Linked DNA regions of Mus musculus: region 1 is linked to region 2. Evidence: chromatin loops called from intact Hi-C (ENCODE). Cell type or tissue: heart. All regions are shown on one strand. Links, peaks and the distances in the headings refer to the core of each region. The heading gives the core; the rest is flanking DNA.

Region 1 (15,614 bases), core at 5,083-13,082, 220 kb after region 2:
AATTAAAGAAATTAAAGACTTCCTAGAATTCAATGAAAATGAATGCACAACATACTCTAAGTTATGGGACAAAATGAAAGCAGTGCTAAGAGGAAAGTTCATAGCATTTAGTACTTTCATAAAAAAAAAAATAGTGAGATATCAAGCTAGCAACCCAAAGGCACACTTGAAAGCTCTAGAACAAAAAGAATAAAATACATTCAAGACAAGTAGGTGTTAAGAAATACTCTAATTCAGGCCTGGAACCAATTAAATAAAAAGAGAGAACAGTACAAAAAAATCAGTGAAGGAAGAAGTTGGCTCTTTGAGAAAATAAACAAGTCCTTATTCAGCCTAACTGAAATTCAAAGAGAGAATATCTAAATTACAAAATGAGAAATGAAAAGAGGACATAACAACAGGCACTGAGGAAATCCAAAGAATCACTAGGTCTTCCTTCAAAAACCTGTGTTCCACAAAATTGGAAAATCTGAAAGAATCTGTCTATATGTTCTTGACAGATATCACTTACCACAGTTAAACAATTTTAATAGACTCCTAAGGAAATAGAAGCAGTCATTAAAAGTCTCTCATCCAATAAAAGCCCAGCGCCAGATGGTTCTAGTGCAGAATTCTACCAGACTTTCTTTTTTTAAAAGGCATTTTTTAATTAAATATTTTCTTCATTTACATTTCAAATGCTATCCCCAAAGCAGACTTTTAAAAAAGAGCTAATATCAATACATCTCAAATTATGCCACAAAATGGAAAGAGAAAAAAACATTGCCAAATTCATTTTATGAGCCCACAGTCCCCCTGACACCTAAACCACGTACTTAACAGAACTAGAGAAAGTACCCAAGGAGCTAAAGGGATCTACAACCCTATAGGTGGAACAACAATATGAACTAACCAGTACCCCGGAGCTCTTGACTCTAGCTGCATATGTATCAAAAGATGGCCTAGTCGGCCATCACTGGAAAGAGAGGCCCATTGAACTTGCAAACTTTATATGCCCCAGTACAGGGGAATGCCAGGGCCAAAAAGTGGGAGTGGGTGGGTAGGGGAGTGTGGGGGGGAGGGTATCGGGGAGTTTTGGGATAGCATTGGAAATGTAAATGAGGAAAATACCTAATAAAAAATATTTTAAAAAAAAGAAAGAGGATTTCAAACCAAATTCCCTCATGAACATTAATGCAAAAATATTCAACAGCACACATGAAAACTGCATCCAAGAGCACATCAAAAAACATCACACATCATGATCTAGTAGGTTTCATCCAAGAGATGCAGGAATGGTTCAACATATGAAAATCTGTCATTGTAATCCACTATATAAAAAAAAAAAAAAACATGCTCATCTCATTATATTCTGAAAAAGGCCTTTGACAAAATCCAACACACCATCATAAAAGTCTTGGAGAGACCAAGGATACAAGGCACATACTTAAACATAATAAAGGCATATACAGCAAGCCTATAGCCAACCTCAAATGGAATGAAGAGAAAAACAATTCCACTAAAATCAGTTACAAGACAAGGCTGCTCACTCTTTCTATCTACTCAACATAGTGCTTGAATTTTTCTCTAGAGAAATAAGACAACTAATGGAAATCAAGGAGATATGAATTCAAAAGGAAGAAGTATCAACATATCTCTTTTGTAGATATGATAGTTCATATAAGCAACCCAAAAAAGTCTACCAGGAGCTCCTACATGTGATAAACACCTTCATCAAAGTATCTGAATACAGATTTAACAACAAAAACAACAACAAAAAGTAAAACAGTACCCTTACATTATATAAATGATAAACCAAGAAAGACATTAAAGAAATGATACTCTTTACAATAGTCACGAATAATGTAAAGTATGTTGTTGTGACGCTAACAAAACAAGTTAAAGACCTGTATGAGAAGAAATTCACACCTCTGAAGAAAGAAACTGAAGAAGATATTAGTAGATGGAAAGATCTCCTATGTACATAGATCTATAGGAGTAACAGTAAAAATGGCAGTCATAAAATCTTTCTACAGATTCAAGGTAATGCCCATAAAATTTTGAACACAGTTCCTTATAGACCTTGAAAATCAATACCCAACTACATATGGAAAAAAAAACAAAAAACAAACAAACAAACAAAAAACAAACAAGGATAGATAAAACAATCCTGTAAAATAAAAGAACTTCTGGAGGTATCGCCAACCCTGATTCCAAGCAATAGTAATAAAATCTGCATAAATGTGTATTGGCATAAAAAAGTGGTTGATCAATGGACTCAAGTTGAACATATAGAAGTAAATCCATATACCTATGAACTCAGGATTTTTGATCCCCCCCCCCAAAAAGCCAAAATTATACAATGTATAAAAGAAAGCATTTTCAGCAAATGGTGCTGGTCTAACTGAATGCCTGCATGTAGACGAATACAAATAGAGCAATATCTATCACTCTACACAAAACTCAAGTCTACACGGATCAAAGAACTCAACAAAAACATAGTACAATAAAACTTATAGAAGAGAGTGAGGAATATCCTTAAATGCATTGGCAAAAGAGAAAACTAATTGTGTAGCCACTAGGCCAACAATTAATAAATGGGACCCTTATGAAACTGAAAAGCTTCTGTAAGGCAAAGGATATTGTAAAGAGAACAAAACAGCAGCCTATAGACTGGAAAAAGATCTCCACCAACCCCATGTCTGACAGAGGATTATCATCCAAAATATATAAAGAACTCAAGAAAGTAGACAACAACAAAGCAAATAATCCAAATGAAAAATGGGGTACATCTAGATCTCAACAGGGAATTCCTTTTTTGTTTTGTTTTTCGAGACAGGGTTTCTCTGTATAGTCCTGGTTGTCCTGGAACTTAGTTTGTAGACCAGGCTGGCCTCGAACTCACAAATCCGCCTGCCTCTGCCTCCCGAGTGCTCGGATTAAAGGTGCACGCCACCACACCTGGCTTCAGGGAATTCTTGATATAGGAATCTCTCTAATGGCTAAGAAGCACTTAAAGAAATGTTCAACATCTTTAGTCATCAGGCAAATGCAAATCAAAGCAACTCTGAGATTCCATCTTATCCCTGTCAGAATGCTCAGAATGCCTAAGATCAGAAATTCAAGTGACAGCTCATGCTGGAGAGGATGTAGAAGAAGGCAAAATTCCTCCATTGCTGGAGAGAGTTCAGATGAGTACAACCACTTTGGAAATCAATTTGGCAGTTTCTCAGAAAATTGGGAATAAACTTTATACCTTAATATCCAGCTATACCACTCCTAGACATATACTAAAGGACATACCACCATACTACAAAGACACTTGTTTAAATATGTTCATAACAGCTTTATTCATACTAACCAGAAACTGGAAACAACCTAGATGTCACTCAACTGAAAAGATAGATAAAATATACTACATTTACATAATGGAGTATTGGATGGAATCTAATGGGAACAGAACCAGGAAGGATCAGTCAGGTCAGGGAAGGACAGAGAAAGGGAGTACTGGGAGAGAGAATTAGAATCGGAAGTGGAACTGTGCAACTAACTAGAAATGTAGGGCAATCGAACCTCCCTGGAATCTATGAGGGTGACCCTAGTGAAGACTCCTAGCAATGGGGGATATGAAGTCTGAACTAGCCATCCCCTGTGACCATGGAAGGCTTTCAGTGTAACAACTGGGACCCCAACACAGTCACAAAACATTCAACCTACAATTTGTCCTGCCTCAGAGATATTCTGGGGTAAAATAGGGGCAGAATTTGAGGGACTGGCCAACCAATGACTAGTTCAGCTTGAGACCCATGCCATAGAAGGAGTCCACCCTTGACACTGCTAATGATATTCTGCTATACTTGCAGACAGGAGCCTAACATAATCATCATCAGGGAGGCTTCATCCAGCAACTGATAGAAACAGATGCAGAGACTCACAGTCAAGCGTTAGGTGGATATAGGGGAATCCTCTGGAAGAGGCAGGGGGAAGGACTGTAGAAGCCAAAAGGGTCAAGCACACTACAGAATCAACTGGCTTTGTAGGGGCTCAGAGAATGAACCGTCAATCAGAGAGCATTCATGGGACAGCCCTAGGCTTCTCAGCATATATGTTACAGTTATGTAGCTTGCTCTTCATGTCAGACTCCTAACAGTGATAGCAGGTGCTGTCTCTGACTCTGCTGTCTGCCTTTGGGACCCTTTCCTCCTATTGGGCTGGCTTGTGTAGCCTCAGTAGGAGAAGATGCGCTAGTTGTACTACAACTTGATATGTTAGGTTGGTTGATATCCAAGGTAGGCTTACCTTATTCTGAAGAGAAAAGGAGGAGAGGTAGATGGGGAATTGAAGGTAGAGGAGGTAAGGAAGGACTGGGAGAGGAGCAGGATTGGGAACCTATGTAAAATTAATTAGCTAGTTGTGTATTTAATTAATTAAAATAAATAAAAAGTAAGACCTGAAACACCGGCCAGGGGAGATGAACTGGGTGGGTCCTAGGTCCTATCATTCCCCTTCATCTCTGCCTTGCTTGTCTCGGGACTTTAACAGTGCAAGCAGATAATTTATCTGCCAAGATAATCGCTCAAATAAGAAGAACAGAGCATCACGTGTCCCATGAACATGTCTTGCACTGTACCAAACACTATATATACCAAATACAAATCATCTGTTTTATCTAACCCCCACCACTGCCACAGAAAGCAGGTTCTATATAGATTTTGTTTTGGGAAAAGGGTATTCTTGTCAAGGGAGATGGTGCATCCAAACCCACAGATGGAAATAAATGGAGAATTCAGATGCAGATACCCTACAAAGGGTTTGCAGCTTGGAAACTCAAAATTATTTTCTACTTACACTGATGTTAATATCTGCTGTTGGTTTAAAATGGAGATGATAAGGCCAGGCAAACAGGCATGAAGAGAACTGAGTAGTGGTCTGAAAACAAAAGAAATTGGTAAGAAACATCAAAAAGTAATATGGAAAGTTTATCCAACTTAGTTACTGCTTTAGGTCCTTTGTTTGAAATGGCACTTCTCCCTGCTGTCTAAGCAAAAGAGGAAAAAATGGTTTAAATGACATACTGACACCACTAACAGTGGGAGAGGGGACTGTTGCCAACTCTGTTTCCTGCCTTTGAGGCCCTTCCGGTGCTAAGAACCACTAGACCATATGCCACAAAGGAGAGCAAGCTTGTGCTTCTTCAGTAGGTCACCATCAGAAGACACAGTCAAGGAATGAGTGCTGTAGGCAGTGAACTGATAAGTTTCCATAAGCTCCATCACATAGTTCTCGGAACCTTGCTTTAAAAGTTTCAGTTCATTCTACAGAGCTCAAACTTCTATTCAAAAATCACAAAACTCCAGTGAGGATATCTTGGAGAATTTATATTTACATTATTTTCTAACGAAAAGACAAGAAGGAGGTGGAAACAGGAGACGACCATATAATGAAATTCCAAATACCTATCATATACCAAATAATTTTTCTTTGTAAGTTTTTTCTCATACACACACACACACACACACACACACACACACACACACATGTGCGCACGCGCGCGCGAGCGAAAATATATGTTCTTGTTTTTTCTGAGACAATGTCTCATATAACTCAGGCTGGCTATGGACTTTTGAACTCCTGATCCTCCTGCCTCCACTTTTCAACAGTCTGGATTATAGATATGTACTATCACATCTGCCATAAGCGGTACAGAGATTCAAATCCAGGGCTTTGTGAATAAAAGGTGATCGCTCTAACAGCTGGGCCACATATGAAACCCTGTAGTGTGTTTTTAACTAGTAGATGAAAGTCACACTCAACAAGTTAGGATTGTCTTTTTGTACAATTGCAGTGCCAATTTATTCACATCAAAATGCAACTAAGATACAGACATCACCTTTATTTTTTTTTTTTCCTTTAAAACATGTCTTGTTTTGTAGGCCAAGATGACCTCAAACTGGCCACCCTCCTGTCTCACCCTCCTCAGAGTTGGGACGAAAGTGAGCACAGCACACCCAACTTAATTATGCATTTTAGTCGTGTTTCCATCCATGTAGAAAGTGATCAGACGAAAACAGAAAGGTTGTCTGCGGACAGCCACCCACGGCTTGCTTCTTTTCTCTATGTGTAATTGAAGCACATACCCGGTGGGAGCCATGTAAAGCCTGTGTCCATGATCTTAACCCCTCCATTGTAGCACCTGAGTCCTAGATTTCTACCAGTAACTGCTGCTAAGGAGCTAGGAAGGATGTCTACTAGCCCCCCTGAACTAGTTCTGTGTTTGTGAAAAGCAGAAGCAACTAAAAATATGGCAGGGACATCCTATGAGAATTTGCACAGCAGGGTGAATGCCAAGAGTACGGGCTTAGCTTAGGCAGCCATGTTGGAGCTGCAGGGACCTGGGCTTACTGGCTGGCTCCTTCCTTTCTTTTTCTTTCTTTTTTTTTTTTTTTTTTTTTTGGTTTTTGGTTTTTGAGACAGGGTTTCTCTGTATAGCCCTGGCTGTCCTGGAACTCACTTTGTAGACCAGGCTGGCCTCGAACTCAGAAATCTGCCTGCCTCTGCCTCCCGAGTGCTGGGATTTTAAAGGCTTGGGCCACCACCGCCCGGCTACTGGCTACTTTCTGCCTCTTCCTCACCCTAAAAGGAGGGGCAGAGTCATCCTCATCTGCTGTGAAAATTGAACGGCCATCTGTGAACGATTACTCAGAGAATATTCCTGCTAGTGCTGGGATTGAGGCCAATATTTACCCACAGGGACACGCCTTGGACTTAAGAAAATGATAGTGCATGAGTACTTGAGGAACTGGTCTGGACTAGCTGATCTTGGTGGGCAGAAATTTCTGTTCAACCAGAAAAACAATGTGAGGTTCCCTGTCTGTTGATGGTTCATATTGTAAAATATAAAAGCTAACAGAAAGAAATATGAATTTGGCAGTTCACAGGCACATGCTTAAACAATTCTGAATCATTCCATATCTACCCCCACACAAACGATTTTCGGTATTCATGCTGGGTCATATTTTATTAGAATGTGGAGGAGGATCAGGTTAAAATGTCCACAGCCAGCCTGAGTTAAATGAGACTTTGTCTCAAAAAAAAATGGTGGAAATATCCTCTAATACAGAATTATTTGCTATATGATAGGTATTTGGAAGTTCATTGTATGATCCCCTCCTTCGTTTGTTTGTTTGTTTGTTTGTTTGTTTGTTTGTTTTTCGAGACAGGGTTTCTCTGTATAGCTCTGGGGATCCTGAAACTCACTTTGTAGACCAGGCTGGCCTCAAACTCAAAAATCTGCCTGCCTCTGCCTCCCCAGTGCTGGGATGAAAGGTGTGCGCCACCATGCCCGGCATATGATCCCCTCCTGCCTCCACTCCTCCTTGCTTTTTCAGTTAGAATGATGTGAATACAAATTCCTCCGAGTATACCACATTATAATTTGAGAAGACAAAGTACTTACATGTACTATCTTTCTTTAGTAGAGCAATAAACCAATATGGCCTGTACCAAGTCCCATCCTCGGTCTCCCTAACAGTTTCCTGGAATTGCTTTCTCCATCTTCTTCCCCTTTCTCTTGCCCCCTTTTTCTTTCCCCTGGCCTTTCTCACTCTCCCTATTTCTGAATAACGCCCTGCCCCACCAAGCCCCTTTAAGCCTCTTTCTGGCTTCTGAGCCACATCCGTCCCTCCCTATTGCCTAATAACTTCCTCTCCAGCCCCTTGTCTCCCTCCCCCACCTTCACTTCCCCCTCTCTTAAAGGCGCTTATTTTCTGGCTAGCCATGTGCACATTCTTGCCTACTTACTTTTCTCTCAGAAAGGCTTTCCAGAGGCAAAGACCAGAGCTGATCTAAGCCTGCCTCTTCCTACACTACCACATCATCAATACCAGCACGCTGAGGCTAGAATGCTGAAAACAACCCTGGGCTCCCTGGGTCCTTCAGATGGGTTAGCCCTTCTGCCTCTGTCCCAAGGGCTTTCCAGCGCTAGAAGTTCCCCCATGCCACCAGTGTGCCTGAGATTTCACCCACTCTTCATTTCAGAGTAGCACAGTTTGTTTATGGACCTGCCACCTTCCCTGGCTCACAGCTAGGACCAGCTACACTTGAACCCAACATCTAGCATTAAGTCTGCTTTTGGGAGGAAACCGTCACAGTGCCCTTAAAGAACACTAAAGATGACTGGTATTTTCTAGTCCTCAGCAGAACATACTGGGTTATGTTGATGGAAACAGCAGACAAATCAGGTTAATGTAGTAACCACCTATTCGAATATGGATAGCTTCCACTCCACCTGCTAGGCAAGCCTGAGAAAGAAATCAGTATTTGTCACTTGTGTATTTTTATTCCAAGATGAAATAGACTTGCTAAATATATTGGTGAATATTTGCTGCACACCACATTCTGACATGAAGAAATTAATCTTAAAGTGGCTTTTTACTTACTGGATCTTTCCACTCTATGGCAGCTTCGCTCCAGCCGCTGGAATCCCGGGTCTTTTAGAAAAAACAGAACCAGACTGTCATTTGACGTCTTTGTTCAGAGGGTGGAGAGACTGCGGATTGGTCCTTTCTCTGAACAGCAACCAGCTGTGCTTCAGTCCATTGGCTGCATTCAGAGCGCGGGACTGGACCAGAGCAAGCGCAGTGTGCATCCGCCCTGGTCTCTAAGGGCCGCCTAGTCAAGGAAGCCCGCCAATCGAGTGGGTGTGGTCCTCTACTCTCCAGGGATCTCCTTTTAGAGCCTAGTCAAATGAGGTATGCTAACTGGACTCAGTGGGAAGCTGAGGAGCCAGGACTAGATCTGGGTTCCCTCCTGGTTTCAGGCAGGTCCAGGGATTTTCTTCCAAATAGCAAGAGAGACCAGGGCAGCAGGTTAGTGACATGCTTTCTGGCTGCAGGCAGGAAGAGAATGAGCTAGGAGGAGGAAGGCTGGAGGACTCAGGGCCTTTCTAGGGGGTAACATCCCCACAGCAGACCAGCTTCAGTACTTGAACAAATCAGAAAGAAGCTGCAAATCCTTGTCAAAGACTCATTTTTCAAAAATGTATTAAATTTATTATTTGTGTGTAATATGTGTATGTGTGTGTATGCCACATGTCACAACTTTCAGGAATTCAGGCTCTTTCCTACCATGTGAGTCTAGTGGATCAAACTCAGTCAGACTTGGCAGCAGATGCTGAGTCATCTCGATGACCTAATAAATTGATTTTTTTCCAGATGTGCATCATTGGGAGTAAATATTTTCTACTCATAAAGAGAGTGTCCACTCCAGAAATATGAGCTGTGATTAAAAAGGAGGAAGAGGAGGGAGGGAGCCAGGCAGGGAGTGGGAAGAGATTACTGGGAGACACAACTGTTATGGGGCAAGAAGGAGGATGCTTAGGGCATGGCTAAAGAACTAGGGCAGTGGAAAGTCCCAGGAATCTATAAGGGTGACCCCAGCAATGGGGGATACAGAGCCTGAACCAGTAATCTTCTATAACTGGACAAGATTTCCAATGAACAGTTTGGGACACTAACCCAGCCACAAAGCATTCTACCTACAAATTGTCCTGCCTACAAGATAGTCTGGGGAAAAGTGGTGCAGAAATTGTGGAGGTGGCCAGGGATGACTGGTCCATCTTGAGACCCATATCATGTGAGGAAGCCAACCCCTGACACTACTAAAGATATTCATTCATACTTGCAGACAGACGCCTAACATAATCATTAGCAGAAAGGCTTTACCCAGCAATGAATGGAAACACAGATGCAGAAACCCACAGCCAAACATTAGGAAGAGCTTGGGCAATCCTGCAGAAGAAAGGGAGGAAGATGGTAGGAGTCAGAGGGGTCAAGCATACCACAAGAAAACCCACAGAATCAACTAACCTGTTTCCATAGCAGCTCACAGAGACTGAGCAGATTACAACTATTGCTACCACCTTGGAGAACCCAAACATCTCTGAAAACCTAAAACATATATCTAGCTATATGCTCTTTTCCACATCTACCACACCCCAGAGTTTGTAGTTCACATAGATTCTAGAATGGTTTTTAACAATGTAAGTCAGTTTACATCATTACTCAGTCCCACAGTCTCCCTCTAGACTAGATTTTACACATTTGTGACAAAACTCAAGACTTCCTGTGGCCTACCAGATGATTTTCACATGCATGTGCTAGCACAGCTGTGGCGTGGTTCTTTCTAGGGTATATTTTATGTTCAGAAGAAGTGAGATGATTTTAAAAACATTGTCTGCTAAGAAGGGAATTTGTACAATATTCACTCCTGGATAGTTTCTTCATGATATTATGTAACTCATACAGAGAGTCAAATGGGAGCCATCTGAAGACTGTTTACGTTTTAAACACACCCACCTTCCTTATTTCAATAGCAATTAGACTGCCTATACCAGATTGCTTCTTGGGTCCATTTGCTTGGAAAATCTTTTTCTAGCCCTTTACTATGAAGTAATGTCTGTCTTTGATGTCAGAGTATATTTACTTATTATATGCAGCAGAATGATGGATCTTGTTTTCACGTCCATTTTGCTAGCTTGTGTCTTTTTATTGGGAAATTGAGTCCATTGATATTGAGAGATATTAATGACCAAATGATTTGTAATTCCTGTTATTTTTAAATTGATCGTGGTAGTGTGAGATATTCAGAGCCTAATACTCTTAGGCTCTGTCATGGCAAATGATTGTGTCCTCTGAAACTAAAATGTTTTTTATTATATCAAAACTGCAGATAAATGCCATGCATTTGAGGTGCAATGTCAAAACATTTTCTTTTTTTTTTCTTGTGTGTGTGTGTCCAGGTTTTAGAAAGCAAGGCATCAAAATAGCTAGAAAATCCATGACAAGTGGAGATGAGTTTATTTCTCTCCTACCCTGTAACAGCAGGCTTGAGGAACACATGTGACACGTCTTTCACTTTCAGTTCATCAGGCAGAAACAGTGGCACAATGCTGTGATCCCATCATCACAGGGTACAGAATAGAAGATTGTGAATTTGAGACCAAAGTGAACTGTATAATACTTCAAAAAGGGAAAAAACATCCTTTTTAAAGAATTCTATATTTATCCAGAAATATTTAAATGTATGGAGGTCTATTACCATATTCCCATGTTTGCAATAAGGGTGTTTCTGACGAAATCTAAACTGCAGGGATGCATTTTGAGAGACTCTGCCTGGACAGAGAAGATTTATATTGCTTTGCATTCTTCTTTCTGTTTAACGGAGAATGTTACTGTCATTACAAATGATGACAGCCTTAATTTTTAACCAAGCTCCCACTTTGCTAATTGCATGACTAGCTAGTGACTTTGCTGATGTGCAAACCCGTTGACTGTTGGCATCCTTCTCATGATGGATATGACTTAGAGAAAATGAGTCTTTTAGAGAAACTAAGACAGATTCTGTCTTCGTTTCCTTTTTCTATTGCTTTAGTGAAATACCCCAACAGAAGCAACTTAAAATCAGAAAGGTTTGTTTGACTCACAGATTGCTATAACCCCTCATGGGCAGGAAGTCTCAGCAGCAGAACCTGGAGAGAGTGATGTTGCATCTGCAGTGAATAGTAGAGAGCAGTTCAGGCATGCTCAGCCCCCCTCTCCCCCCATCAACATAAACAATACAGGGTTTAACCTAGGGAATATTGCCAGCATGTCTAGGCTGTTTCTTACCAAAATTTATGTAATTAAGAAACCCACATGCATGCACAGAGACCCATCTCCTGATGACTCTAGGTTCTTTTAAAGCAGACTATAAACAATAACGGTCAACACTTTTTGTTTTCATTGAGACTTTCCTCCTTACAGACCTTGACTTATGTCCTCTCATTTCCCTCTTTCCTGGTTCTTAAGATAAAGTTCTATAAAAATGGGAGATGATGGAAACTTACGAAAGAATGTATAGTCTACCAGGAGTCATCAAAGAGGAGCTAAAACTAGCAGGTGATCTTCCTCAATTGGTTCCACCATGAACTGTTAAAGTTATTGATGGATTTGCTTCTCTAGGCAAGACCAAGAATATTACATTTTAGGAAAAATTCCTGCTATTAATATGATTTTACTATTATTATTAAATATATATAACAATCCCTAGGTGTTAGCCCACCCTTTTGAGCAGAACTTTGCAGAAAAACAAAGATGTAGTAATCTTATAGTGATGCTATGTAGGTCTTAATTATTAATGATGATTATATAAGAATTCTTGAAATAATATTAGTAATTATTAAGATATTTTATAATAGGACTGTTATTAAGTTCTCTCTGATGTCAAAACTGCAGTGAGAACTCTGCCAGTCTTCAAGACTCATGAGTTAATTGCTTATGAGATAGCAAGAATACATCTACAACTTAGAACACATTCCAAGAGGTTGTAAAGCCACTAACCAAAAGTCATAAAAAGGGAACTAACAGTTTACTATAGATGCAAGGACAGAAGATAAAATATCAACTGAGTTTATCTAAACAAAAATGGGGACAATGGGGAAATGGAAGTGAAAGAGATCTCTAGTAAATATACATGGCCCCCCATTTGAGACAAGGGCATCCATCTTCAAAATTTTAACCCAGAATTGTTCCTGTCTAAAGGAAATACAGGGACAAAAATGGAGCAGACACTGAAGGAAAGGCCACCCAGTGATCAGACCAACATGGGATCCATCCTATGCATGTAGCCCAAGTCCTGACACTATTACTGAGGCCATGTTGTGTGTGCAGACAAGAGCCTGGCATGGCTACACTCTAAAAGGCTCTACCAGCAACTGATTGAGACAAATGCAGATGCTTTCAGCCAACCATTGAATTGAGATCAGACGCCAATATGGAAGAGTTGGAGAAAGGATTGAGGGTGCTGAAGGAGATGGCAACACCATGGGAAGAATAACAGTGTCAACTAACCCAGACCCCTCAGAGCTCCCAGAGACTAACCCCAAAACCATGGAGCATACATGGACTGGTTCATTTCCCTGGGCACATATGTCAAAGAGGACTGCCTTGTATGGCCTCATTAGGAGAGGATGCCCTTAGTCCTGTGGAAACTTGATGCCTCAGGGAAGAGGGATGCTGGTAGGGGTGAGATAGGGGGTGGGCAGGTGGGAGGCACCCTCTGAGAGGCTGGGAGGATGGGATGAAGGACTTGGGGAGAGGGAACCAGGAAGAGGGACAACTTTTGAAATGTACATATATAAAGTAATTTAATTTTAAAATGCCAAAGGATATAACCAACACCAAAGGCCAAAAGACCACTTTCACCTGAGAAAACTTGGCAAGATCAGACTCCTCCCCCAAATATGAAAAATACCTTTGGTGTGAACCATAGGAAACACACACACACACAAAAACATGAAATATGTGCTCATTCATGGGGAGTACATTCATGGGACAAGTAGCTTATATGCACAACTCAACACTCTCAGTCCTGCCAAAGACAAGATAGAAAGTCAATAGGGCAAAGAAATGCTGGTGTGGCAAAGAAGAAATTGAAGGATACACAAATCATGCCATGCCCCTCTGCTGTTTTCTAGATGGCAGCTACATAGTCATTGCATTTAGTCAATGTAAAAGTAAAACAGAGGAAAATAAACGATTGTTTGAACCCCAGGACCAAGCATCTACCAATTGTGTCCAATTTTATATTCATGCAAGTTTGGAAGAAAAAGAAAAGGGTTCTGAAATGTAGAAAATTCACAAAGAGGGGAACAAACTGTTGTCTGTGGCTTCAAGGGAGAACTCATCAGGGACTCTGAGGAAGGATGGCAGGTTTTGTTCCTTCATAGAGAGTGACCACTGGAAACACATTTTAAAAGCAGGACAGCATCTTAGAAAACACTCAACAATACCACTCTCCTATTCCCAAGCCCTTCCCCAGAGCTCCCAGAGACTAAACCACCAACCAAAGAGTAATTTGAAAGGGACCCATGGCTCCAGCTGCACATATAACAGAGTTCTGTGATGTTGAACAAAAGACTAACCTACATGCAATTTCAATTTTTTTATATGTAATGGAGGACTAATAATAGCTTCCGTTGGAACTGAACAAACTATGCAAGTCTATTGATATGAAAAGCACTTAAAATGTGCTACAGAATAGCATATACCTACACTATTCATTTATTGCTTATGTGTTTTTTGAAATGTTTTTGAGTCCACGAGAATACTATATCTGATGTCATGCCCCAGCATGGTTTAATACAGAGGTATTGAATACAGGTATTTCTCCCATCCTCAAATGGTGTTTGTTTTTGTAGTGGTATTCAGCACTACTAAACAGGATAATTTGCTTTAAAGATACCAATAAAAATACTCTTCAAACAAAACCCCCAATTAGTAAACTTAATTATCATTTTGGGTTTCTAATTATCATTTTGGATCAGCTTTCTTGATTTCTTTTTTTATACTTGTTTCAAACTTCTTTTGTTTCCAAGGTTTACTGGCTGTTTTCCTGCCTGTTTCATGCATGTTTATCATCCCTCACCTCTATCTCAAATGGGGTCCAGATTTTTGGATCAGGGTAAGCAGGATGTGTTTTTCAACTCTTCAACTGCAAAAAAAACCTTTACTAATATATGCATATGGCTATTCTCTCCATTCCAAGCTGTGAGCATGGGTACATCAGGACAGAGAGTTACACATAAAGCAAAAGTCCGGATAGGACATGCTTTCCACAGCAGCTGTGGAAGTTAGCAATCCGAGAGAGTTTCTGGTAGGAATTTGGTTCAAAGCCTGACTCCTGGAGCTCTGCCAAGAAGAATTTACATTATGGTTGGTGGATAAGCTCCTTACTAACTTGGTGTTCAGGGGCTAGCAAGGCCAGAGCTGAAGGGGAAGTGAGAGAGAAGAACTCAGTCAAACGGTTCCTCTGTATAACGCACAACAGCAAGGCCTGTGGTGCCATACAGAAAGCTGAGCCACCTGCTTTATCAGCTAGTCCCCAGGAGCAGTAAGAAGGGCAGGCCACAGCTCCATTTGATGTAAGGAATAACTCAAAATTTAGAATGCTTTCTTGGTTTTTGTTTTTGTTTGTTTTGGGTTTTGGTTTGTTTGTTTGTTTGCTTGCTTTGAGACAGGGTTTCTCTGTGTAGCCCTGGTTGTCCTAGAACTCACTTTGTAGACCAGGCTGGCCTCGAACTCAGAAATCTGCCTGCCCCTGTCTCCCAAGTGCTGGGATTAAAGGCATGCGCCACCACGCCTGGCAACCAGCAATGCTTTCTTAAAGTGTGTCTGTAAATACTAATTTAACATTATAACCATAGTAGCCTTGCTCTTTCCATCTCCTGTGACACGTAGATTTTCCTGACTCAACACTGACTCCTTGTGCATACTCTGAAACCTCCTCCGGCAGTTTTATTCTTTTTTTTTTAAATTGGTTATGTATTGAACAATCACACCTACATTAAATTAACAGTTCATTAAAGAAAAAAACATACTATCTGAAACAGTAACAAGTAAGAACTAAGTAAACTGATGAACATCTGGAACATGGACTTGTAATAAGGACATTTGGTAGGTCACCAGACCCTACAGGGTTTTTTGCCTCCTAAGAAATGACCTGAGTGTCCTAACTCCCATCTTCCCACGAACTCAGCAAGCCTCATTTGCCCCTTTGCCACAACAGATGGAACTGCATAACCAGGAGTTTTGGCTTGC
Region 2 (15,614 bases), core at 2,994-10,993:
TATTACATTTTTATAAGCTTGCAAAGCATTAGATTGTACGATTTCTGAGGACCTGCCTAGCTCTGAAGTTCTCAAATAAAGAAAATGAACTTTAAATGTCATTGGAAAAAACATGCTCATGTATTTCCTATTTGGAGATCAGAGTTTTGCTCTGTCTAGTTTTTAAGAAAGGCAGCTATAAATCCAACCTAGAATTTACCAAGTAGCCCAGGATGGCCTAAAACTCAATGATCTTTTTGCCTCCACTTCCTGAATGTTGGGGTTTTATGGGTATAGCATCATGTACAGTTCAAAAACTGTCTCACCCCACTGTCTTCCCTCTTAACAATGCTGAACCCGGGAACTTACATACACTAGACAAGGTGTGCTGTGCCACTGAGCCACATGCCCAGACTAAGGATTAGTATTTCCCAATATTATAGGAGAAGATATAATTGTTTTGTTTTCACAAAAGAAATCTTCTGTAGAACTTGCTTAATCTCAAAAGTTTGACCTTCATATACCATTTTAGAAAGAACCAACCTGAACTAATAGCTTTAGGCCAAACTGTCCTTCAAGAAATAAACTGACAAGAAAAAAGAAAGACAGGCAGAAGGGGTACATATATATTAAGAGAGAACAAAGAGACATATAACTAATTTCAATTTAGATTATTAACTTTAATGTAAAAAATAAACCAGACAAGATTGCCGATAGCATTTGTTTGAGATTTTTGTGAATGTGTGATCAAAAATTTACAGGCAAGTGCAAAATAAATCCTTTTCCAAATTCAGATTCAGTGTTCATCATGAGTTTCATAAGCATAACAAGATAAGTTAAATTTTTAAAAGAATATTTAACACTGTATATAGTCAGTAATATTAAGTACTAATATCTCAGAAACTTGAAAATATTAACATTAAAATGATGTCAGATAATCTTAGATGTAATAATGTTATTTCATGATATTGAGGAAACGCCATTAAGGTTATTAGCTATTGTGGGTCAGATACTGTTAGTATGGTTGTTTGTAGTAGATTAAGACTGAATTATGTACAGATAAGAAATGTAATCATTGAAGTTTCTTAAAAACAATAGATTAATGGAAAAATATAAGCATATGAAATAAGACTGTCAAGAGCTAATGATTATTGAAACTGATACAAAGGGTGCAATCAAAGTCATTAAACTGTTATCTCCCATTCTGTATATATTTTAATTCTCCACAATAAAAGATCTTGGGAATGTTTTAGAGTAAATAAAACAGAACAACAAAGCCAATGTTTTATCTCAGACTCTAATTAGCCAGCCTCAACTCTGAATTTCAGAATTCCAACACTTTGCATGTTAGAATGCAACCATTCTCTTTTCTGTTTTCTAAGCTTCACTCCAATCAGAAATGAGAGTCCTTCCTGGACCAAGAGAACTCATGTATATTAAACATGATGGGACAGGAGTATCACTGAGCAGAGGATGTGAAGTTATCCTCGGAAGCATCAGCTCACCAAATCTATTATAACTCTCCTTTCTGCTCACGAGTTACCAGGACTTTCACTTCCTGTTTCCAATGAACACATATTTCACCAGCTCCTGAAGCTACTCCTTTGGCTTCATGCAGACTCTAAAATTTAAATTAGATGACTAATTTTGGTGTGACAAATATGAGATTACTGGCAGTGAAGTCTCTGGGCGTCTCCATGTGTTAGAGTCATCTCATCCCTAAATTGAGAAGATTTAGGTAAAACCTTCTAGGTGAATACATGCTACTAACATCCAAGGCAGTATTGCATAAAGGAAATATTTGCCCACTTGAGCCAGCCTGTCCTTGATAAAATTTCTACACAAGTAGAAAGAGAAATCCACCCCAAGTCTTGGGTTTGGATTTTAGTCCTGTTGCTGTTTGTTAAGGCAGGGTCTCATTCTAGCCCAAGCTGACCTGGAACTAACAAGGTAGCCCAGGCTGACCTTACACTGTGGCCAGTCATTCAACCTAGTCTCAAGTGCTGGCTGGGATCGTGGGTACAAACTACTGTGCCTGGCAGACACTACCTGCCTTTTGTTTCATTTTGGTTTTTGAGACAGGGCCTCAGTACATAGCCCTTGTTGGGCTACAACTTGCTATGTAACATAAACCAGACTGGCCTCAATTCATAGAGATCTATCTGCTTCTGCCTTCCATGTCTGACTTTTTAAAGATAGGATCGTACATAGATAGCCTAGGCTGGCCTCAAATTTTCCATACAAACAAAAATAACCATTAGTTTTTGATCCTCCTGCTTCCACCTCTGGAGCATAAGGATTGAAGGCAAGCAACACTACATTCCATGCAAATTGTTACAATTTGAAGAGACCATTGAGGGGTAACTACTAGCAGTTTATTAACCTGTAGCAAATTGGATTATCTACAGTCAGCTTCCAAAGTTGCTTATTTTCTACATTTCTGAAAAAGATTTCCTTAACAACTATGCTACTCAGAAATTCTTTAAACTATACATTTTTTTAAAATGTATTACTACACTGGCCACCAGAACAAATACACTTCTAATATAAAAGAACAACCTGTAACATTACCATTTAATTGTACTTAGTGTCAGGTGCTCCTGAGAGTGAACAAGATATTTTGGGTTTTCATTATTTAAAGAAAAACAATAATACCTATTTCAGAAAACTGCTGCAAACACTAAACTTATTTACAGATTTTAAGTTTTCCCAATATTAATTGCCCTTTAACTTTTTGAACTAATATTGAATTAAATGTAGAATGTACTTTGATATTGTGATTAAGGCTGTATTTTGGACTTTGATATAGAACCCAATTCTTTTTTATATAATATTGGTTACTTATTCTTTGAGAATTTGATGTGTGTGACCTATAAAATAAAGCAAAACTAAGATCCTACCTGAAAAAAAATGGTAAAACTCGATGAAGAAATGCAAATTTCCTCCAATACCCACACAGGATATGCATTCATCAAATTCTCAAAGAATAAATAATCAATATTATATAGAAAAGAATCTGGATTCTATACCAAAGTCCAAGATACAGCATTAACCACAATATTGAACTACATTTTACTGACAAAACAGTTAAGGATTTATTTAAAACACCCTTTTTTCCCTCAATAATTTCTATTCTCTTCTTTGTTCCTCTGTTTCTCCAGTTCTTAAAACACAACCCCAATAATTATTTTTAATGACAATGTACAAGCTTTGCATCTTATTATTGTTGGAAGTTTTTGCATAGCTACAAACACAATGTGGAATTAATACAGCTTGAAAAGTGGGTAAAAGTAACTTTGTGTAGCGATAACAAAAATAAATAGGTGATACAGATAGATGGATGGATGGATGGATGGATGGATGGATGGATGGATGGAAGGACAGATGGGCAGGCAGGCAGACAGGGAGGTATGTAGATGATAAAAAGTTGCCAAGGTATATGAAATGAGCCCCAAGGAGACAGACTTTACAGCTCCAGGCTTTTTGACCTAGGTTTCTCTGGACACAGTAGCCCAGCGGCACTTCTACTGACGTTTTCATTACCTCAGAGTGAAAGGATGGACTGTTTTTCTTGAGAAGCAATCTGCTCCTTCAAGATTTCTCTAAATAAAAAGCAACAAAACCTACTACAGTGATGGTCTACCTGTAGTCTAACAGTAAACTACAGAGAAATGAAAGCACTCTGGCCCTTTTGCAATCTCTACAGACCCTTTACACTGCTCGGTCATTTCACTGTCCTTGCACTATCCTCCCTTTCTCCTGGTTTCCTTTTCTTTCTTCTCTCCTTCCCTTCCTTCATTTAATGTCTTCTTCCTTTCCCATCCTTTTTTTTTTTTCTTCCAGTATCATATCTCCAAGCTGTAGAGCTGCCCTATGACCTCCAGTAGCTGCCAAGGGAAAAGGCACTTTCAATTACAATTCCTTCTGTTTCTTTGGCTGTCTGGTCTCAACGCTCTGCCAACTGTGCCGCTGCAAACAGCAACCCCATAGCTCCCCCAACAATGATAGTTCCTCCTGCCTCACTCTTGTTTGAATTGAGGACAGAAGTGAAAACAAAAATCTTTCAGTCCTATCCTCAGTTTGACTAGACCACACTTCATCATTACAGATGGGGATGGATGGCAGCCAGGCCCCCACTTCCTTAGAGCATCTTCTCCAAAGGCCCCTTCACTCACCCAGCTCTTCCATTGTCCTATACCTGCGATGCTCTAGTCTCGAAGATTGTGAAGAACTTTGTTGGCATGTGGTGAAGAAGAGGACCACAACGGAACTGAATGAGACAGTGCGAAGCAGCCTCTGTGACCCCTTTTGGTTCCTGTATTTGCTTAGCACTTCCTCACTTTTGATTTGCTGAATACTTTTTCTTTTCTAGTAGCTCAGGGTTTTTTTTTTGTTTTGTTTTGTTTTGTTTTTTGGTTTGTTTTTTTTTTGGGGGGGGGTTTTATATGTTTGTTTGTTGTTTTAATTGTGCTAACAGAAAAAGGCAGGTTGTGCAAGATTGAAGTTTTGATGCTACATTGGCCAAGGTGGCTATAAAAATTGAAAGTTAATTCTTTTTTTAATTTAAACACCTACTGTATTCAAGGGCTTATCTTGAACACACATAGAAATTTTAGGCTTATACTTAAAGAGTTTTCCAAGTTTAAGTTTCCCATTGCCCACTGCAGGCTATTTTCTGTCTCCTTCCTTTTCTTTCCTTCTCTTCCTCCTCCTTTTCCTATAAAACTAGAAGACCATGGAAGTACAGGTCCTTTCTTAAAATTTCTGATTAAATAGCATCAACTTCATTTCACTATTTGTACTTACTTAGTACAGCTGACCTCACTTCCCATACAAACTGTGATTTTTTAAAACAGACGTTTTAATAATTGTGTGTGTGTGTGTGCTCATGTAGGCATTCATAAGTTGTAAGAGTAAGAAAGCGCTCTCCTTGTACCACTGGGGTCCCACAGATGAAATTCATCAGACTTTTCAGCAAAGTGCCTTTATCTGCTAAGCAATCTCACTGGCCCAGATTATAGATTCTTTAAAGTTGAAGAGAAGTGGGTTCACTTTTGAATTCTCTGATCCTGGTTTATCCAGTTATTCAACATTCAAACGTCTACAGAATAAGGAAGAATCAATTGAGAAGATTTAAGATACTGGGTACTAAGCTTCCAGAATCTGAATTACAATTCCTGCTCAGTTCACAATTTCTCCAAAAAGGTGAGAGAGGTAGATTTTTATCTTATTGTGCCTTTGTTCATCTCAAAAGGAAACAAACAAACAACAAACGCATTTAACAGAAAATTGCCTAGAAAAGGCAGTATATAAAGAACTATAAGTATGGCCCTGTGAAGTGGGTTTTGTCCCAGTGTTTACCAAGAGACTAACAGGAATAGGGAGTAATAACTGGCTAGAAGAATAGAATAAAGGGATAGTTTTGTAATGATCATCTTTTAAAAGGAACAAGTCATTCATTTTACTAAAACCTTTTTTAAGAGGCTCGCTTTTTGTATTACTTTAAGCAGCCATTGGATGTCAGTGCTGTTCCAAACGTGCTCATTGCAAACAGCGCTAGAAAATTCATTCCTACTGATACCGTCGGGTTTTAGAACTGAAAAGGACACTAATCCTTTGAAAGCGCAAAACTCGGTAGACTATAAAACATTTGCCTTATCTGTGTGGCAAATGAGCCAGATGCTGGGAGGAAAAGAAGAAAGAAAAATGAACTTCTTTAAAAGTCTAAAATTTAATGGCTAATATAAAATTCTGAATCAGATTTCCAAACTTTGTATCTTTCCATACTGTTGTGTAGATTTTAACTTAAGACGTTTGCATCTTCGAAGTGTAAGGAGTCTCCTTGAAAGTCGTTTCCTGGTTGCAATGTGTAAAAGGCAACCCAAGGAATGCAAACAATGTTTAAGAGGGAAAGAAATGCATACAAACGTATAAGAGGCTGCATTACCACCAGTTGCGGTTTGAACGATTGGAAAGCCCCCTTTCCCCATCAGGAAGGTACTTAGCTGTAAACGCTAGTCAGAGCTGCTATTATGACTGTGTTTCCTGTGCCGCAGAAACATCTACAGACCGCAAAGGCATTCAGCCTCGGGGTGGAGAACGTGAGCGACAGCTAACTTATCCACAAAAAAATCAGTGAGTCACGCTAACCGGCTCTCCAGCTCCAGCACCACAGCCAACGGCAATTCCGTGGCGCCCCATCCCTACCAGGAAACAACTTTACACTTCGTCCTACACGTTTTATTAAAATTAAGTTGACAGACGCAGAACGAGTCCCTAACCTCCTGGGCTTCACAAGTGAGAGGCTCAACACAAGATGGAGGAATAAAAAGGAGCGTAGCTAACAGGTCGCAGAGGAGGCGTCAAATGACCAGACCGAAGTAAGTAAAGACTATGACGAGGGCACTTCGGAGCACTTACACAAAAAAAGATTAAAAGAAGTAGGATTCTCTCCCAGGGACCCCTAGCCTGTAATTGGCTCAATATTTTTGCCAGTTGTACGCAGGCGTCGCGACCTAACCCGGAAGCAATGCCTCGCTAAAACGTAATCTCAGACCTCAGATAGACGCTCCCAGCCTTCCCTCTGCCTCTAGTTTCCCATGATTTCTCTGGAAGCGCAGAGTAAATAGGACTACGTCTCCCAGAGTGCCCTCGGCGAAGTTGGCCCTGCGCGTGCGCCTCACGACTATCCCGCGCTGTCCCCTCGGCCCCGCCTCTATCCTATCGCCGCCATTTTTTCAGAGACTTTCATCCGGCAACGGACAGGGCCTTTTTTTTCTTAAAGGAGAAGCTGCAACTCAAATAATTTACCACTTCTCCCCTCGAGAGCTGGCGGCGCTGGGGACAGAAAGGCCAGAGCAGGAAGGTGGGGGTCTGGGTGGAGGCGGGATAACGTCCAGGCTACTTCTTAGGCTAGTAAGAACCCTTGAGGGGACAGCGGCGCCTCCGGGAGGCAGGTGCGCGCGCAGCCGGCAGGGGGGTGCGCGCGCGGCTGAGAACGGTGCGTTTTGTCCTCGCCTCCGCCCTCGCCAGCCCTGCCCCTCCCACCGCCCCTAGCTTGAGCCGAACTCCAAAGTGGGGGGGGAGAAAGGTCACTTTGGGATTGTCGCGAGACGCAGCCGTTTAACGGTGAGAACGGGCGCGCGGGCAAGGAAACCTCGCGCTCTCCCTCGGAGCCGTTTCCTGATTGGTTGGAGGAAGGGGTGGGGGAGGGCACCGAGTGCGCTGCTGCGTGTGAGACCGCGAGGGGCCGGGCCAGGGGGGCCGATCCTCCCCTCCGATTGGCCCGCTGCGTGTCCGTCCGGGTGCGCGCGTGCGCGCCGCCGGCGGTCGCTGGCTTGAGTGGCAGGGGGCGGGTGGGGGGGGGCGCCCTCGGAACGGGCGGAGGGGCGGGGGGGAGAGAGGCGCTCCGGAGTGAGGGAGCCGGACGCTCCGGGAGCCGAGGGGGGCGGGGGGAGCTGCGCCGCGGGCGCCGCCGCCTCCACCGCCTGGGACGCAGGGGTGGGGGACGGACGAGCCCCGATGCCGGGGGAGACGGAGGAGCCGCGATCCCCGGAGCAGCAGGACCAGGAAGGGGGCCCAGCAGCGGCGGCCGACGCGGCTTCGGAGGAGCTCCGGCCCGGCGCGGCGGCGGCGCCGGCGGCGCCTGCAGAGACCGCGAGCAGCCGCGTGCTGAGGGGAGGTCGGGACCGCGGCCGGACCGCTGCGGCCGCCGCCGCCGCCGCTGCCGCTGTGTCCCGCCGGAGAAAGGCCGAGTATCCCCGCCGGCGGAGGAGCAGCCCCAGCAACAGGCCTCCCGACGGCCCAGGGCATCAGCCCGCGGCCGCGAAGCCCCCGTCTCCTGCTCAGGGCAAGAAGAGTCCGCGACTCCAGTGAGTAACAGTCTTTGAAGCGTTGGGGAAGACCCCCCTCTAGTTCTCTCTCCCCTCCCGGCTCCCGTAGCGCCCGCTCCACGTGACACCCTGCTTGCTCTGCCCCCTGCCGGCTCGGCACGCCAGATGTCACGCCGCTGGCGGCCGGGCTCCGGCTGCTTCACTGCCTGTGGCCGCCAGCCCACGCCCGAAGTCGCCCAGTGCAGGCTGCACGCCCTCTGCCTCCCGCCTGCTCGGTCCTCACTCTGGCTTCTGCACCCCCTTTGTCAGCCTATCGCTTCCAGTGTTACATCACATCCCCGTTAGGAAATCAGCCGCACCATACTAGCCCTGAAGAGTGTTTTTACCTGTTCTTAACTTAGCATTCGAGCCACTTAGAAAGTAGCCTTCCTCGCCCTTCTAAATAGTCTGGTCGTCAGAGGAAAACACCGTTGTGCAAATTACAAGTATTTTCTACAACTAAACTAGATGTGTAGTTCTTTTTACTAGTATATAAACTTTTTCTTTATGCGGATATTTTAACGTAGGTACTTATTCTTAAAATTACATTGATCTGAATTACTACTTTGAACTAATTAGAGGCCCTTAACAGATGGCCAGGAGCAAAAATATTTTAAATTGCTCATTAGAGTAATGCTTAAGAATAATTAAGTACATGAGTTTATAAGTTACACGTTTTAATCAGATTAGTTATTCACTGTTTAAGAGTATTATGTCACTTGATTTACAAGTAAGAAAAAGACAGAAAATCAAAGAACAGGAATTTCGGTTTCAGATAACCTTCAACCTTCCAGTAGAGACAGTGCAAGGGCTTGGCTTACCTTAGACCTAGAAAATTTTTAAAGCTTAAAAACAAGCTTGCTCCAGAATTAAATCTATGACTTAGAACAGTTGCATGAGACACTTCAGGAATAAAATCCAAGTGTATCATATTTTGCTACAAGTGTTTTCCCGGGTTTTGAATGTGACTTAAGGAAGTTAACTTCTTTAAGAAAACTTGGGAACTATAGTTCTGTGGAGAGTAAAACTGTCCTTACAAATTTTTAAGCTGAATTGAAAGTTGTAACTGCTGTATGTACATTTTTACAAAAATCTTAATGTATTTAATCTCACAAACTTGAAAATATGTAAACCATTAATCTTAATTGGGCATAAATTCCTTAGGCAAAATCTTTTAACCTATGTGTCCTCTGTACACAGTTATATGGGGAATTACCTCTATGGCCTGAGTTTGTGTGTGTTAAATAAACCACACAATGTCTTACACACTAAAATAATAAATTCAACTTGTTATTTTGAGGAGTGATAGCCTAACAGAGGCAGGAGTACTTTATAGTGGTGTTTTTGTATATATTTTGTAGTGTTGTGGTTTTATATTACCTTACATAAACCTGCCACTTGAGAGTTAAGTACATCTGAATCAAGTGAAATTATACCTAGAATAGTGTTTAACTTTTCCCTACATCGTAGGAAGTGCTAATGGACCTTGAGTCTTATAATGCAATGGTAGAAACAGTTGATTTTGGATGAATATGATTACTTGGATTAGTCTTTTGATCACTGTTTTTCTTGTGAAGAGGAAGAAGCAGTCTTAATGTTCCTTTTCGTCTAGTACTATAGTTATGGTGATCTCTACCTCCGTTTGCTTTCAGACTTATCCCTTGCTCATGTATTTACAATTATACCATTTTATCAGATTCTTAAAAATTAACTTTCATTGTTTTTCTTGCACATTTCACTTATTCAGTGGCCCACAAATCAGAGAGATGTCAACACATACATTCCAGCTTTGCAGTCGTTGTTTGAAAAGTAACTAGGGCTAGTACTGTTACTCCTCTAGGGTGTAGAAGGCTGAATTAGATCTGGCCTTGTCTTCAAGGACCTTGAAGGAAACATTGATTAGTACTCATTTGGTTTGCAGATGTTCTTTGACAACACATTTTTTAAATTCATATTCTATTTATCCTTTGAGACATGCAGTTTTGAGTGTCAGTTTACTGAACTCTGACCTTGATTAATCTCTTCCAAATAAAATGACATTTAAAAGGGAGATGAGAAATTTAATGCATTATTAAATTATTATAATAAATTTGTTCTTTTCAGATCCTTTTCCCTCCCTGGTTAACTTTTCACTCACTTTCCCTATCCCTGCTTTTTTGCCTACAAAATTCTTATAACCTAATAACCTATATTTTTCTTTCAGTTAAAGAAATAGCCAAATACATAAAATCATTTAAAATATCAAAAACATAATTTGGATTAACTAAAATTTGTGTTATTAATGGAAGACATGTTATATAGTAAAGTAAAGCTTGAACTTGATGTTCAGGCTGAAAATTTGATGTCTCTGCTTATACTGCTCATTGGCTTATGACCATGAGCAGCAAGTCACTAGCATCTTTAGAGCTATTTCCTCTTTTGAATTTTGAGTTTGTGGCAAGAGCTTTACAGCTGAATAACAGGTTATACTTTAATTGACTCTATAACAACTTGACATTTTTGAGACTTGAGAATACATAATATGAATTCAGGAAAATAAAAATTACAGAAAATGTATTCAGAAGAAAGGCATCAAGTTAAATGTTAGATGCATTATACACAAAGACCTAAATAGCTAGTAGTTAAGAAGATAGATCCAATTTATATGAAGTTTGTGCTATTCAAAAATTAGCTCATTGTTTGCCGTATTTTAGTTATGATCCTCATTTCACTTGTGGATATGCTTCAAGAAACGGGAGGTATAATAGTTTGAAGGTTGAGGATATAATTTTTTCCCCTTTGGCTTGTTTCTTACAGTTTTTGGGTTTTTTTTTTTTTTTTTGGTGTGTTTGGTTGAATTGGATTTTATGTTTATTTCTTTCTTTGAAGACAGGGTCTCACTGTGTAGTCCTTGCCTAGAATTTTGTATGAAACCAAACTGTCCTCCTAATCGACATATCTTCTGTCACTTGTCCTCAGTCTCTCAAGTGCTTTGATTAAAGGCATGTACCACCATGCCTGGCTTTTCCACTCCCCCACCCCACCCCGAGACAGAGATTCTCTGTATAGCCCTGGCTGTCCTGGAACTCACTCTGTAGAGCAGGCTGGCCTCAAACTCAGAAATCCGCTTGCCTCTGCCTCCCAAGTGCTAGGATTAAAGGCGTGCTCCACCACTGCCTGGCTCCATTTTTTAATAAATTAAAATATCCATGTGCATACAGCAAAATCAAATTAAGACTAGCATAGGAGGCAAAATGTCTTTATTCACTTTATTCTGTGGTATAAAAGCAGATATCTGCATTCCAGATTTTAAACTCAACAAGTAAGTCTTAAAATGTAGTTGTTGGAAAGTCTTTTTAAACTACTTAGATTTGAATATTTTTAAAAGTCTTTAGGATCAGTTGAGTGACACATGAAGAAAAGTGTTTTAATCTCTGATATATGGAGTTTAGGGTTCTTTGTGGGGTGGTTGTTTTCATCAAAAGTAGTAATAAACCTGTAGGTGGCATTTCTTGGTGTTTCCCTTGAAGGGTTGTGGAGAAGTATGGATGAAGTGGTGAATATTCTGAATTGACAAACACAGCTCTTTGTTTCTAGAAGGCTGCGGTTGCACAGCACTGGAATCCTAAGTGGTTGGGATCCTAGGGCAGTCGGGATGGTAGTAGAAACATTGAATGATTTCAAAAAACATTTCAGGCATCCAGCAAGTATGTTTTTAGTGCTCCATTTCCTAAAGTGAAGGTGGTTCACAATTGGCTTGGGTCAGTTGGGAAGTTTCTAACAGAATAAAGTCATCATAGTACTAAGCTTTTTAAATTGAGGTAAAAATCACAGCTGTTCTCTCATAAAACATCTTTTAGTTAAGTTTATTTGCAGTCTTTCTGCTGCTATACACTATGTTGATATCTTTATGATTAAAAATAGGAAGCCAGTTTACTTCTGAGTTTGGGAAAGGGATATGGAATATATAATACTTTATCTACCAGTTACATGTGATAGAAGCCATCCCAAATTAAAGTCGTAGGGATCTCTGTTTTTTAAGGCTTATAACTTTGAGCTTTTTACTTGTATTTAATTTGTAAGCTATAAGTAACATTTATTTCAGATATGTATAGATTGCCTTTTTAGAGGTTTATTGGATTTGGTGATCAATTTTGAGGACTCTTAAAATTCATTGAATCTTTTTAGGGAGATTGTTCAATAAATACAAAGTAAAGGAAGTGGTGTAACAAAACCTCATTATTCAGCAGTGAGTGAGAGTTACTGGCATTTTACTATACCTACTTGGTAGCATGTCTCAGATGTCATTTCAGTCTTTCTTACTATACTTGTATAAAATAAGCACATTCATTTTCTTTCATAACCACTTTTAATAAAATTAGCAACATTTTCCTTTTTTTTATGTTTAAAAGCAACTATTTCAGAAGATAATTCTGTTTCTTTACTGTTGTTTATGGTGGCCACTCTGTAAGTTTACGTTAATCAACATTAAAAAATTTGAGTTCCTTGGTTACAGTAGCTATTTCAAGTGATCAGCAACCACATGGGGATAGTATAGATAGGGTATTTCTACCACTACTGAAAGTTAGGCTTTGCTTTGAACAACATATTATAGATGCTTTCTTTATTATTCTGGAGATGAATCTAAAATAAATACTTGTGCTTAAAGGAAATGTACAAAATTATTCATTTAACATGACTTTTTTTTTCTTTCAGGTGTATAGAAAAACTAACAACTGATAAAGGTAAGATCCATTGATTGTTCTGTAGTCTAACAGAAAGGGCGCTGCACCTAAGCCTGATTATTCAGTGTCCTCCATTCAGAGGGGACTTGATGGAGTAGGCCTATTGGAGAAGTTGGAATCTATTTAGAGGACAGCAAGCAGATTTGAACAATACAGTGCCTTCGAATTTAGAAAATCAGTAATAGGTTCTAATTTAAAGGCCAGTCTGAGTTTTAAAAGAAGTAACAAAAATTGTATGTAATAATAGTAAAGTGTAGACAAATAACTGGTGAACTAGTAGTTAGAAGAGTGCGCAAAGTGTGCTAAGATTTTAACTTGAATAGTTTAGTGCCTGTATTCATGTTATATTTGTGCATATAAATATATGACATTTTATATTTCTGTAACTTAAATGAAGTTTTCTTTATGAAGTATGCTTTGCAATTGTTTAAATCACATCTAAAACTTTGGTTTATATTTGAAAGAATGGCAGTGTGATTAGGAATCAATAACTTGAATTGGTGACTTTTGTCAAATTTCTTCCTTGAGTTTCTTTTCTCTGATTCTTGGAATGTAAAGCTAATATCTCAAATACCAGGTAAAAGTATTAGATAGAGACATGATAGGTATCTTTGGGGGGTTGTTTTGGTTTTGTTTGTTTGTTTGTTTTGTCTAGCAAGGTTCTTGTTACTGTTTGGAAGGTGTTAATATCTGCCATATGTGGAAGGTCTGTTCCTTATTCAGAAGTCACTTTGGAGATCTTACTACCCAGGGAAAATGTAGCTTGGTAATGAGAACTACAGTAGTTTTTACTAAAAGAAGTTTTGTTTGCTTTTGTTTTTGATTTAAGAAGTTGGTTTCTATCAGATCTGAAAAGAGTTTTCTAAAAGAAAATTTTGGACTACTTATGGAGATGATTTTTGCTTGAGTTGTTTAATCTGGAATTGCTAGCATGATGGGTTACTGTGCTGTTGAAAAAAGGTTTGTTTATATGACTCTGTTCATAACTTTGCCTTTTTAACGCTTTCTAAACTTCCTTTTCTTTATTGTATTATCTGTTGCTATCTATATAAGTAGTAACATAAGAACCTTGCCATCCAAAAATTACACAGTATTTCGCTTTACATTCCAAGAATCAGAGAAAGAAGCTTGAAGAAGGACTATGACAAAGAAATAACCAATTCATCTCCCAAACTTGGTAGCTTGTAGTGTAACAATTTATTTTCCTCTACTGTATTTAGTCTTTTGAGGGAGGAACTCCCTATTTTTCAAATTGGCATGCTAATTCACATTTCCATCAGAAGTGCAGCATTCTTTTTTTCCTAGGTCCTTACACTTAATCATTCTTCTTGATAATAGTTTGAGTTGACAATTTCATTGTGTTATCAGTATTTATAACCATGGGGGTTTTGTTTAGTGTTTCTAGGTGGGCATATGGCGTATACTTGTAAATCCAAGCATTCAGATGTCTTAGAAGGATTACCACTAAATTCCAGTCCAGCCTCAGCTACAAATGTAAAACCTTGTCTCCAGCAACCAAGAACAACAGAACCTAAATTTAATACCCACAGCCTTTAACAAAAAGTTTGATACCCAGTTCCAGTATCACCTACCTGGGGGTAGTATCATCCTATTTCACAAGTCGCTCCCACAGAATTGTTAACCACTTCCATTGCCAATTTCAAGTCCCTGGTTTTTCTACTAGTGCTTTCTACCAATACCGTTTTCTACATTGGACCAACAAATTTGCTAGAGTGGTTCATAGGACATGAAAAACAGAATATAAAGGAAATATGAAAGGATTTAGATGCATAGGGCAAGGAGTATCAGCTGAAAAGGTAAAGAGCATCCATACCCTTTCTGCCATGATGGACCACCTTCCAGGAACCTGTGTTCACTCAGTCCAGGCTTTTTGAATTTTTCTGGAAGCTTTACTGAGTGAAATGGTTGATTTAATCACTGGTTATTAGTGGTTAGCCAACTTAGCCCTGGACTTCCTGCAGGTAAAGCGAAGTTTCAAATATTCAATCACACCTTAATATTTAATGTTTACTGTCCTAAAGCTACCCAGAAACTACTAGTCTCAGTCTTTTAATTGGCATACAAGGACAATTACTAGATATTCTTAAGTACTGTATACTCTTATTTTACTTTTTGTTTTAGTTGTAGGTTAAAAACAGGACTCTCATTGGTTTTCCTTTTATTTTCTTTTTTTTCCCTAAACTACTAAAATGCAAAGTAGAAGTGTGTGAATGAATTGGTCTTTATTTTCTCTCAAGAATAATGTGGGGCAGGAAGCTTCTGAAGATAGGAGTTTGATGCAAACCTAGTGGCGTACACAGTAGTCCCAGCAGGCAGGAGAATGTTGGTTTGAACCCAGCTGGCATTGTTTAGTTTTAGACCTTGTCCTAATTTAAAAAAAAAAGTGACGTGGATGTGGCTTTTCCGAAAAACAGTTCATTGTCTTTAATTAGACAGCGTCTTGCATATCTTGCTGTGGGGGGTGTTTTATTTCTCATAAATAATAAAAACACATGGGATCTCTATGATCAAAACTTCTTTGAGATAATCTCTTCCGTTTTTGCCCAAACTAGCCTAAAAATAAAACAAAATCCTCCCATCTCCTACTCCCAGGTGCTGGGGTTATAGGCATGTACCTAAACAGAACAATGTCAAACTACTTTGAAAACATGTTCTTTTCTTTCTTCCCCTACACTCTGATTTTGAGAAATGGCAGTGTAACTCCAATTATTTAACCTCTCTGGGGTGCTTTAAAACGGGTTTCTTATTTGCTTTACTGCCTTATTTGGCTTTCTGAGTCTTTTATCACTGTCTGGATTTAGTCCCATAAAATGTTGTTGAAATGTGGCTGCATTGGCTGTTTGTGTGTTCCTTTGGCTTTGTGATTAAGCCACTTTTATTCCTTCATAGTCATTTTAGAGATTTTTAAAAGCTAGCTTAACAAAATATGTATGTATCCAGTTTAACAAGTCCCCTGAACACTCTAAAACCTTCATTAATTCTGATATGTTTTTAATTCCATCTGTCCTCTTGGAATTTG

Evidence for each region. Peaks named below come from ENCODE experiments on the same cell type or tissue, not always from the same donor. Only the 100,000 strongest peaks of a DNase experiment are listed, where the experiment ranks them.
Region 1: it touches region 2 in a loop (2.2-fold over the local background); 8 of 42 quality-filtered maps call a loop at or near these places.

Annotation. Positions count from the first base shown.
Region 1 is chr19:12,566,384-12,581,997 of GRCm38, reverse strand. Fam111a (family with sequence similarity 111, member A) reads right to left here and starts at 8,473. Exons shown (of 4, transcript NM_026640.2): 1 at 8,418-8,473; 2 at 4,828-4,908. It also overlaps the pseudogene Gm16274. In heart, for the core only: no CTCF peak of the experiment used is centred there; DNase peaks (open chromatin) are centred at 6,677, 7,647 and 8,627; H3K4me3 peaks cover 1,860 bases; H3K27ac peaks cover 1,402 bases.
Region 2 is chr19:12,787,220-12,802,833 of GRCm38, reverse strand. It overlaps Zfp91 (zinc finger protein 91), which reads left to right and starts at 6,711. Exons shown (of 11, transcript NM_053009.3): 1 at 6,711-7,850; 2 at 12,546-12,574. The coding sequence starts at 7,501. Lpxn (leupaxin) reads right to left here and starts at 4,255. Exons shown (of 9, transcript NM_134152.4): 1 at 4,155-4,255. The coding sequence starts at 4,167. Gm44505 (predicted readthrough transcript (NMD candidate), 44505) reads left to right here and starts at 6,711. Exons shown (of 13, transcript NR_024093.1): 1 at 6,711-7,850; 2 at 12,546-12,574. In heart, for the core only: CTCF peaks have their summits at 5,493, 6,962 and 7,976 (motif pointing left); DNase peaks (open chromatin) are centred at 6,093, 6,603, 7,193, 8,023 and 1 weaker place; H3K4me3 peaks cover 4,583 bases; H3K27ac peaks cover 3,258 bases.